Linked DNA regions of Homo sapiens: region 2 is linked to region 1. The links are chromatin contacts, found by Hi-C in ENCODE. All regions are on one chromosome and are shown on one strand. Each heading gives the region's core, a stretch centred on a gene start or an enhancer-like site at or near the end of the contact. The rest is flanking DNA. Distances are from core to core; before and after follow the strand shown. Region 1 overlaps ECE1 (endothelin converting enzyme 1). Region 2 overlaps ALPL (alkaline phosphatase, biomineralization associated).

Region 1 (5,287 bases), core at 879-3,378:
CCTGTCTCTACTAAAAATACAAAAATTAGCTAGGCATGGTGGCGTGCGCCTGTAGTCCCAACTACTCGGGAGGCTGAGGCAGGAGAATCGCTTGAAACTGGGAGGCAGAGGTTGCAGTGAGCCGAGATCGCGCCACTGCACTCCAGCCTGGGCAACAGAGTGAGACTCTTGTCTAAAAAACAAGAAAAGAGGAGCCTGGCAGAATGGAAGACCATAGACTTGGGAGTAGGTGAAGCTGGGTTAGAATGTCTGCCCTCACTCATTGTATGATCCTGAGTAAGTCACATATCTCTGAACCTCAGTTTCTTCATCTGTAAAATGAGACTAATAAGACCCAAGGTACAGAGTTTTGAGAACTAGAGAGCACATGTGTAAAGCATTAGCATGGTGTGTGTGGCATGTAGGGTGTACACAAGAACTGGTGGCTGTGGTCGTTACTTTTGTGGCTTCAAGCTTGGCGTAGCTTTTGACTAGTATTGACTGTGAGTTTTGAAAGTTATGAGCAAAAGGGATCGAGACTGAACACACTAGATCAGATTCTAAGGTTGTGATCCAATGAAAGTTCTAACAACAGCTTATCAGAGGATTAGTTATTCAGTGTAGGCGGGAATCATCCTTAGCCTCACGGTGATCGGGCTTGCACGATAAGCCCTCTGGTCAGAGTTCTCTTTGCACTTCACTAGGCCTTGGGCACCTCTAGTTCACCCCTGTGTTGATGGTTTTTCCTCAGATTAGAGCTCCACGTTGTCTTGTTTGCAGCTGTATCCTTAGTTAATGTTTGTTGGATTCCCGTCTGCCCACTGGGCTCCTCCCCCAGTGTGAAATCATGACACCTGTGCTGTACCATAAAGCTGCCCACCTTAACCCTCCCACAGCTGGGACCATGGCTGTCTCCCTCTGCTGCTGTCCCCTGCTCCATCCTGGGACCCTAAATGCTGGGAGAGGCTGCATTCTGAAAAGTCAGTCAATTTATCCATCAACAACAGAACCTAGATCCGACAAATACTGATTGTTTTAAAAAACTTTAAGATATTCAAAGGCAGGTACAATAGAAGATACCCAAAAGGGGACAGATCTTCTTAAAGGGACACGAATCTTAAGAGACAGGAAATGATTCTAAATGGACAATTAACAATTTAAGGCAACTGGGTCTTTTAGATTACAGGGAAAGTAGGCAAACCAGGTGAAGGAGACCTTTCCTTTCTTTCCTGCCCCAGCCCCACAGAGCAGAGCCGCCGCTAGGTAAAACACACCCACCCTTTCTCCTGGCCTCCGACAGCTCCTGAAGCAGCAGCAGCAGCTGCCTTCAGCCTAACTTCCTGAGGATGAGCAGGGTGGTGTGTATGGAGGTAGGGTTGAAGCTCAGTATGTCCGAAGCAGCAAAGCCCCAGTCTGAGATGTCCCCCTGCCTGCCTTATGCCACCAAAGTGCCTTTGAAAGGGCATGCAGCTTTTCATTTTAGAACCAGACACTTAAAAGGCAAATATGTCTATCATTGCAAGACTGGAACTCAAGGACGACCCTTCTCCAGTGCCTAACATCACAGCTGGGGGCTTGGCAGGGCCCATAGTCCAGGTAGTATAACAAGGTGGGTCGGTTCCTCTGCTTCAGACTCACCAGGACCTGGGTTCGAATCTGGACTCTGCCACTTACTATGAGGTCTTGGGTCAATTACATCACCTCCCTGGCTTGTTTTCTCATGAGTACAGTGGGAACCATGCCTCCTCTGAATTTTGAAAATTAAATGGGAAATACATTTAAATGTATTTAAACCATGCCTAGGCTTGGCATGTTGTGGTGGCTGCTGTTTGTATTGATGCTACTGTTATTCACCCTTGACCTTTGCACAGCATTTGACAGGTTACAGAGCTGTTTTGTAGACACCATCCCACTTGATCCTGCAGGGTGGAAGCTGGGAAGGTGTTGCTCACTCTGTTGGTAGATGAGGAAAGCGAGATCCGGAGAGGTCCTCATGATAGGCTAGTGAGTGGCAGAGCTGAGACTTGCTTGATGCCTGGTCTTGTGCCCTTTCCTCTGTCCCACACCACCTCCTTCAGGTACAAGGGACAGACATTAGCTCCCTTTCCGCAGTGCCTGCAAGAACCTGCAGGGGGCGCAGAGCCTGAGGGCCTGAAGGAAGGAGAGACACGGATGTCCGCCGTGCGCTGTGCACTGTACCATGCTCTTTAGAGCCACTGCTTCCTTAATCCTCACAACCCCAGACTTCGGAATTGTTGTTCCCATTTTATAGATGCAGCAACTGAGGCTCCCAGAGGTTAAGTGACTTTGTCAAGGATATACCACCAGTCCAAAATGGTGAGGGGCTCACTCTCTGGGGAGCAGTTAGCATTTAGAGGGGATGGGGCAGGACAGTGGACAGGCCCTCTAGCTTCCCAGTGAGGCCCAGAATGGGCTCTTGTGCATTGTGTGGGTTCTGGTCTGACTGGTTCTGGGGCTGGTTCTCACTGGGAGAACCTTAGGTCTGAGCCAAGATTGAGTCCATCCCCACTGTTCCTGACAATCAAGCCGTGGGTGGGGAGCTGCATCCAATGGGCCATGGAACAACCCAAAATCATGCATTCAACCCTGACCCCGAGGCCAAGGTCTGGTGATACCAGGAGGCCAGACCGCAGAGTTCTGAAGTCAAGCAGTCCTGGTGTGCTAGCTGCTTATCACTCGTGTGGCCTTGGACAAGTGACCTGGCTTCTCTCCCACTTAGTTTCATTATCTGTACAGTAGGGATAATGATGCCTCCTAACACATACAGTTACTGTGAGTATTGACTTGCCTGGGATGGTTCAAAGTGCTGAGCACTGGAATACATCGGAATACTAGCCTGGCACCTAGTAGGTGCTCGTCAAAGCACAGCTGCCCTCCTTGGTGGTGGTAGGTGAGTTCCAACCCAGACTTCTTACAAACAAGCTGTATGACTGCAGAGAGGTCACCCAGATTTTTAGGTCCTCGGCTCATCACCTATAAAGTGGGAACTAACTGAAACTCAGCTCATTAGTAGGGATGCTCTAAGGGTTAATTGGGTGGGCAAAGAACAAAGTCATTATTTCTTATTTATTAGAGAAGCGCTGGTATGTGGACCCAGTTGTCAGGAAGGAGGTGCAGAATACAGCTATGACACACTGAGCATCTCACTTGTATTATTTCATTGAATTCTCATAGTAAACTCATGGAGTAGGCTGCATTTGCACATTTTACAGATGAGACTCATGAATATGAAGGAAATGTATTTCCTAGGAAATGGTGAGGCTGGGATTAGACCCAGAGCTGTGGGACCTCAAAGCCTGTATTCTTTCTCTACTCACTCTACTGTCAGATTCAGCAGGGAGAGGCCCTGGGTCGGCACTGCTGGCAGGGAGAGCAGCCGAGAAGTGTGGTTCGCCTGCCTCCTTTCCCCAGCGGCTGCTCCACAGAGTTCTCAGCCCAGGCCAGCCAAGCCCCAGCCCAGGTCCAGTGAACACAGGAGCTGGGGTCACCCCCATGTCATACTGACTAGGGGCTTCCCCGGAAGACATATCCTGGGGTCCTCTCCCTCAAGGCTCAGTCCTCGGAACTAGTCTGGAAATGGCCCCTCACCTGTGGGCTTGATACCTGGGACTTTGATACATGGAAACTCCTGAAGAGGCAGATGGCAGGTGAGTGGGTGACAAAAAAATGCAGGAGTGTGGGCCAGTGCATTCTTGGGCTTAAGGCCAGGCTGGGTTCAGCGTCTCCAAGACAAAGGGGTCAGCCAACAGGCGTCGGAAGGGAGCCAGAGCTGATGGGCACGGGAACAAGCCGGAGGTGCCCAGGCCACTCTGACCTGCTGAGGCGAGGGCTTCCCTCTAGGCGGAGAGGGGAGAAGGGACATTTAGAGTGCCAGTGTGGATTGTGTCAGCCGATCCGGCAAGATAGTTATTACCATCTGCTTGTGTGACCTTGGGCAAGCCATGCATTTCTCTGCCAGGTGAATTCATGCTAGGCTCCTCAGAGGCAATCCAGGCAGTTCTGTAGCAGGTGGGCCGAACTAGGCCAGGTGCCACTGTGGCATGACCTGGCAGTCTGCCAGCTGGGGATGCTGACCTCAGCTGCAGGACACACAGATGCCTCGCACCTCACTCTGCCACTCCCCCAAGTGGCCAGCATGGGCTGTCCTTGTAGGTTTTGGGGAGATGAGAGTGGGTGGCCTCACTTCATCAGAGGAAGGAAGCAGCCAGGCCCTTCAGCCCTTAGACTTGGCCCTGCCTTGGACTTTCCAACTGTGCTTGTAGCTCAGATTATTCTACCAGCTAGAGAGCCTACACCACCCCCTCCAAAGCCTCCGAGACTTTTCTCAAACCTGCTGCCTCCATTGTCTTCTGTGGCTACCAAAGGGCCTCTCTAGGCTTGAGCTACAAGTACACTGTGTGCACCTGTCCTGTTTGCTTTACTGTATTTTATACTGTAAGATGAACGCATACAAAAAAATCAATGCGTGCTCATTGTGACAATTCAAGCAACACAGATTCCATAAAGAAAAAACTAGCAGTCTGCCTTCCAGTCTCCCTGGGAGATAGACATACAATATTCCAATAGCGTTAAACGTGTCCATGTCGGTGATGTGGCAATTAATCATGTCACCCTGTGACATCGCTCGTATTTTTATTTTGACATATTTTCCTAATACCTGCTGTCTAATTGAGTTTCATCTTCCTGCGCATATTGGAAGGAAGCCATCTATGGACAGCATCTGCATCATGAATGCTTTCTATCCAGTATGGTGTCTACAGGAGTGGGTGCTGCCTTCCTGTTTGGGGAATGGTTACGTGGATTGATTGATTCTTAGTCTGTTTGTGCTATTGTAACAAAATACCACAGACTGGATGATATGGTTTGGCTGTGTCCCCACCCAAATCTCATCCTGAATTGTAGCTCCCTCAATTCCCACATTTTGTGGCAAGGACCCAGTGGGAGGTCATTGAATCACGGGGGCGGCTCTTTCCCGTGCTGTTCTTGTGATAGTGAATAAGTCTCACAAGATCTTATGGTTTTAAAAATGGGAGTTCTCCTGCACAGCCTCTCTCTCTCTTTGCCTGTTGCCACCCATGTAAGACGTGACTTGCTCCTCCTTGCCTTCCACCACGATGGTGAGGCCTCCCCAGCCACGTGGAACTGGAAGTCCATTAAACCTCTTTCTTTTGTAAATTGCCCAGTCTTGGGTATGTCTGTATCAACAGTGGGAAAACAGACTAATACACTGGATAATTTGTAAACAACAGAAATTTATTTCTCACTGTTCTGGACGCTGTGAAGTCCA
Region 2 (5,287 bases), core at 287-2,786, 300 kb before region 1:
ATCCATCCACCCATCCATCCATCCACCCATCCATCCATCCATCATCCATCCATCCATCCATCCATCCATCCATCCATCATCCATCCATCATCCAGCCAGCCATCCTCTCTCATTCATCTATCCACGTTCTCGCCCAGCCATGGTCAACGTGGCCATCCATCCACCCACCTGCCTGTCTACCCGACCACCACTCAACTCACTCCCCTGCCTCACCCTGCATTTTCTCCCCATCCCCAGTAACTCTTCCTCCCCACCCAGTTGTCATTGAGTCCCCACCATGCTCTGGGCTTGCTGGCTCTCCCACCCACTCCTGCTCCCAGGTGGGTAGACAGGAGACCCCAGGAGTGTCCACCCCAAAGAAGGCCCACCTACCAAAGATAGAGTTGCCACGGGGGGTGTATCCACCAAATGTGAAGACGTGGGAATGGTCCGCAGTGACCACGGTCAGAGTGTCTTCCGAGGAGGTCAAGCTGCCTGCCTGCCCGATGGCCCGGTCCATCTCCACCGCCTCATGCAGGGCCTGCTTGGCTTTTCCTTCATGGTGCCCGTGGTCAATTCTGCCTCCTTGGGACACCAAGGCAAAGGCCTCGGTGAGGGAGGAGGGGAGGAAGATCTGCTCCCCAGCCCCACAACACTGCTGCTGGATTAACCTTTGTTAGCTAGGGAAGGACAGGAACCTTCGCCGGGCACCACTCTGAGCTAGCACCACAGCCTAGGCATTTTACGCAGCCATTCAACCTGACGGAGGCCAGAGAGGGACAGCCCCGGTGCCAAAGGCACATGCATGGGGGCTGCAAAGTCCAGATGTGTAATCAAATTCACCAGGCCGGGAAGCTGTACTCCTCCCACCGCCCCTCCCAGCACTGTCTCTAGCTGCTTGAAGGAGGCACTGAAGCCTTTGGGAGGTAGGGAAGGGGGCACGCTGGAATCCCTACAATGTGCCAGGCACGACACACCCATGTCTCTTTTCCCCTGAACAGCAATGCTGGGCAGAGAGGAATATGATCAGTCCTGTTTACAGATGGAGCAACTGAGGCCTAGTGTGGGGAAGCCCACGGTGGGATTTGCCAGGATGTGAATTCAGGTGTGACTCGTCCTAACCCCGTTTTTCATCTCTACCTCAAATCATCCCCTCTAAAAAGAAAGCACGGAGCTCCCAGAGGTAGTGAAAGTCCCCAGTGCCTGGGCAGTGCCTGTGGCAGGTTCCACAAAGCCCTGCCGAAGCCTGAACCCTCGCAGCCTCCGCCCCCGCTTCCCACCTCCGGGTGAGTGCAGGGGCCTGGCTGGAGGCTTGGCCCAGCAGCCGAGGGCTCTGTGACCTTAAAGGAACACTTCCCTTGCTAACAGGAGGGCGCTGCCTGGTGGACACTCCCAGCTTGGAGGGTCCTGGGCGCCAGGCAGCCCTCTGTTCCCACCAGTCTGAGCCTCGCGGTGGCCCGGCAGGCTGGCAGGGCGTGTCCTCCCTTTGTTGTGGCTCTGGGAGCAGCTAGCCTGGGCGGCCCATCCTGGCCTTGCTCACAAAGGAAACCGCTCCCGGGGGAGCCCGTGCTCACCACCGCTGGTTTCTGGCTGGCTCCTTGGCGTCAGAGGCCTGTTCGGGGCCAGGCCAAGACCGCTGTGCTCGAGTGGGAACCCCGGGGTTTGGCAAGAAAGCAGCCAAGCTGGGCTGGCGGACGCTCACCTCTGGAAGGCGGAGGCGCTGAGCATGTGTGTATGCGTGGGGAGCATATGTGCAAACATGTTCACGTGTGTGCATGTGTGTGTATACATACCGATGTTAGCAGGGCAACATGAGGAACTGCGGTGGGCAAGGGCTGTTAGCACTGGAAGGTTTCTGGAATCTTTATCACTTCCTCACACTTCCTATTGTTCCCGCCTTAACTATTGTGTAGCCATAACAAGGCTAATAATAGAAACACGGTTTATTCTTTACTGGGCCCCGTTCCAAGTACTTTATGTCTCTGAACACAATGGAGGCGAATCACTCTCCAGGAGACAGATGCTATTTTTGGCTTCACATAACAGAAGTGCACAGGTAGAGGTCACACCGCCAGCAGATGGCAGCGCCAGGCCAAGAATTCAGGTCTGTCTGCAAGGCCCCTGGCCGGCGCTGAAAGAGCCTGGGAACATCAGCACACAGCGTGGGAAAGCCGGGGCCTGCGGATTTGCTTTTCTGGGCAGTGAGGCTGAGGGGCTGCTTGCCCCTTCAGGGCCAGGTCCCCAAGAAAGACTACCAAAGGGGAGAAATCTGCCTCCTCTCCCAGGAAGCCTTCCTGGATTGCTGAACCTAACTTGCATCTCCATGCCCAAAGGAGAGCAGCTTGCTGGGCTGGGAGTGTCTACAGTGCCACCCGTCTCCTTCCACAACCTATTCTCCTAAAGGGACCTCTCCCTTCACCCCCAAACCAGTCAGTTCCCTTTAAGAGCTGGACTTCTCCATCCTGACACCAGGGCCGTGTTTCCAGCAGCCCCCTCTCAGCAGACCCGGGGTCCCTACCTTCCACCAGCAAGAAGAAGCCTTTGGGGTTCTTCCGCAGGATCTGGATGGCCACCACCACCATCTCGGAGAGTGACGGGTCCGTCACGTTGTTCCTGTTCAGCTCGTACTGCATGTCCCCTGGCTCGAAGAGACCTGAGGAGGACGCCAGGAGGATGTGGATGCTGAGAGGCTGTGACCCGGCTAGGAGGACTCCAAGGAAGCTGGGGTGTCTCAGGGAATGCAGGCTCCCCACAGCCAGCTTGGGGTAGAGTATGGTGGCTGGGAGGATCCTTATCTGGGTGATTTTTGTGGGCCCAGAATTAGGCCCCCAATTCCTTTTTTTTTCTTTTTTCTTTTTCTTTTCTTTTCTTTTTTTTTTTTGAGACAGAGTCTCACTCTGTTGTCCAGGCTGGAGTGCAGTGGTGCGATCTCGGCTCCCTGCAACCTCTGCCTCCCGGGTTCAAGTGATTCTCCTGCCTTAGCCTCCTGAATAGCTGGGATTACAGACATGCATCACCACACCCAGCTAATTTTTGTTGTATTTTAAGTAGAGACAGGGTTTCACCATGTTAGCCAGGCTGGTCTCGAACTCCTGACCTCAGGTCATCCGCCCACCTCGGCCTCCCAAAGTGTTGGGATTACAGGCGTGAGCCTCCGCACCCAGCCCCAATTCCTTTCATTTTCATTCCCACCACTATGGCGCGGTGGGATCACCATGCCCGTTTCACAGATGAGGAGCACTGAGGCCCAGAGGTGTTCCATAACTTGCTATTGTCAGCTGAGAAGTGGCAGATCTGGGGTTCAAATCCATCAGTCAGTCTGCCTCCAGCCTGCAGGGCTCAGCACACAGCACTGTGGCCCCAAGGCAGAGGGTCACAGCCTGGACTCGATGGGGCCGCTAGAGTGTGTGTGCATTTACATGTTGGATTTGAAGGGCACGGTGGCCTGTGCAGCGAAACAGCAGAAGGTTTGGAATCATTGTCCCTCCTGCTCACTGGGCTCCGTTTTCTCACTTGTGACATAAGGAGAATGATCCATTCCTTGCCCATGGCACAAAGTTCCATGTGTCCCATGCTGGTGCTTCTGATTCTGGTGTCCTTCCAATTCTGGTGTCCTTCCAGAACACCCTGCCCCTCTGTGAGTGGGTACACAGCCGAACAATAGCTCCCATGCACACAGGGTTCACTTGGTGCCACATGCTGTTAGCGCTTTGGAAGCAGGCAAAAGCCAGCCTCCAAGATGGTGCCCAATAACCCCTGCCCCCTGGAATTCACGCGCTTGTGTGGTCTCCTCCCACACTAGCCTTTGTATGCCATAGAATGCCACCGAAATGATGGTGTGTGATTTCGAAGGCTGGGGCATAAAATGTTGTAGCTTCTGTTTATATACTCTTGGATCTCTGTGGGAAGCCAGCCACCATGTAATGAGGACACTCAAGCTGCTCTATAGAGAGCAATGTGCCAAGGAACTGAGGCCTCCTGCCAACAGCCAAGACCAACTCGCCAGCCATGTGAGTGAACCATCCTGGAAGCACCAGCCCCAGTCAAGCCTTCAGATGACTGTGACCTCATGGGAGACCCAGCTAAGCTGTCCCCAGATTCCTGACCCAAAGAAATTGAGTGAGGCAATAAATGTTTACTCTTGTTTTAAACTGTTAAGTTTTGTTTTGTGACAGGGTCTCACTCTGTTGCCCAAACTGGTGCAGTGGCATGATCATAGCTCACTGCAGCCTCAAACTCTTGGGCTCAAGCAAGCCTCCCACGTCAGCTTCCTGAGTGGCTGGCACCACCACACCTGGCTAATGTTTTCTTTCTTTCTTTTTTTTAAGATAGGGTCTTGCTCTGTCACCCAGGCTGGAGTGCAGTGGCATAATCACAACTCACTGCAGCCTCAACCTCCTGGGCTCAGGTGGATCCTCCTACCTCAGCCTCCTGAGTAGCTGGGACTAAAGGTGTGCGCCACCACACCTGGCCAGTTTTTAAAAAATTTTTGTAGAATTGAGGTCTCGCTATGTTTCCCAGGCTGGTCTCAAACTCCTGGGCTCAAGTGATCAACCTGCCTTGGCCTCCCAAAGTGCTAGGATTACAGGCGCGAGCCATTGCACCTGGCCTAAGTTTTTTCGTGTTTGTTCTTTGTTTTTTGTTTTTAGACGGAGTCTTGCTCTGTCACCCAGGCTGGAGTGCAGTGGTGCGATCTTGGCTCACTGTAACCTCCGCCTCCCGGGTTCATACCATTCTCCTGCCTCAGCCTCCTGAGTAGCTGGGACTACAGGCGCCCGCCACCACGCCAGGCTAATTTTTTGTATTTTTAGTAGAGATGGGGTTTCACCTCGTTAGCCAGGATGGTCTCAATCTCCTGACCTTGTGCTCCGCCCACCTCGGCCTCCCAAAGTGCTGGGATTACAGGCATGAGCCACTGCACCCGGCCTGCACCTGGCCTAAGTTTTGAGATAATTTGTTATACAGCAACAGATAACTTATACAACACAAGTTCATGTCATGCTCATGACAACCCAGGGGTTGTCTCCAGCCCCATCACTATCTCCATTTTATGGGAGCATCATTATCCCTACTTTATAGAAGAGGAAACTGAGGCAGAAAGAGGAGAAATCACTTGCCCAAGGTCACACAGCTTAGAGGTGGTAGAGCTGGATTTGAACCCAGCACTCTGGCTCTAAGATCCATGAGCAAAACCAGCATGATACACGGGTGCATGCACAGCCCATGTGGTACTGGGTGTGTGCCATGTGACCCAGGCAAGCAAGAGGCTGTGTGCATGTGTCTGGAGGACCCACCAGGTGCACAGCTC

What was found. A loop is a pair of places that touch in the nucleus more often than their neighbours do. Pooled maps may share reads with other maps.
Region 2: a map of IMR-90 shows a loop between it and region 1 (2.9-fold over the local background). The contact joins two enhancer-like sites. A Hi-C loop is called at or near these places in 3 of 168 maps with a recorded cell type or tissue (IMR-90, cardiac septum and sciatic nerve) and 7 of 50 pooled maps.

The regions. Positions count from the first base shown.
Region 1 is chr1:21,267,197-21,272,483 of GRCh38, reverse strand. The region is part of intron 4 of ECE1 (endothelin converting enzyme 1); the gene reads left to right. It overlaps LOC124903872 (a long non-coding RNA gene), which reads right to left. Exons shown (of 3, transcript XR_007065530.1): 3 at 5,233-5,287. Among named protein-coding and RNA genes, the nearest start is that of ECE1, 21 kb to the left of the region's middle. RefSeq lists an enhancer at 1,954-2,248. Within about 2 kb of position 2,128, at least 12 of the 41 ENCODE cell types and tissues checked have a DNase peak (open chromatin) inside an H3K27ac peak, as active enhancers do.
Region 2 is chr1:21,571,010-21,576,296 of GRCh38, reverse strand. It overlaps ALPL (alkaline phosphatase, biomineralization associated), which reads right to left. Exons shown (of 12, transcript NM_000478.6): 9 at 2,498-2,632; 10 at 373-564. Among named protein-coding and RNA genes, the nearest start is that of LINC02596, 13 kb to the left of the region's middle. RefSeq lists enhancers at 800-1,474, 1,475-2,149. Within about 2 kb of position 1,536, at least 18 of the 41 ENCODE cell types and tissues checked have a DNase peak (open chromatin) inside an H3K27ac peak, as active enhancers do.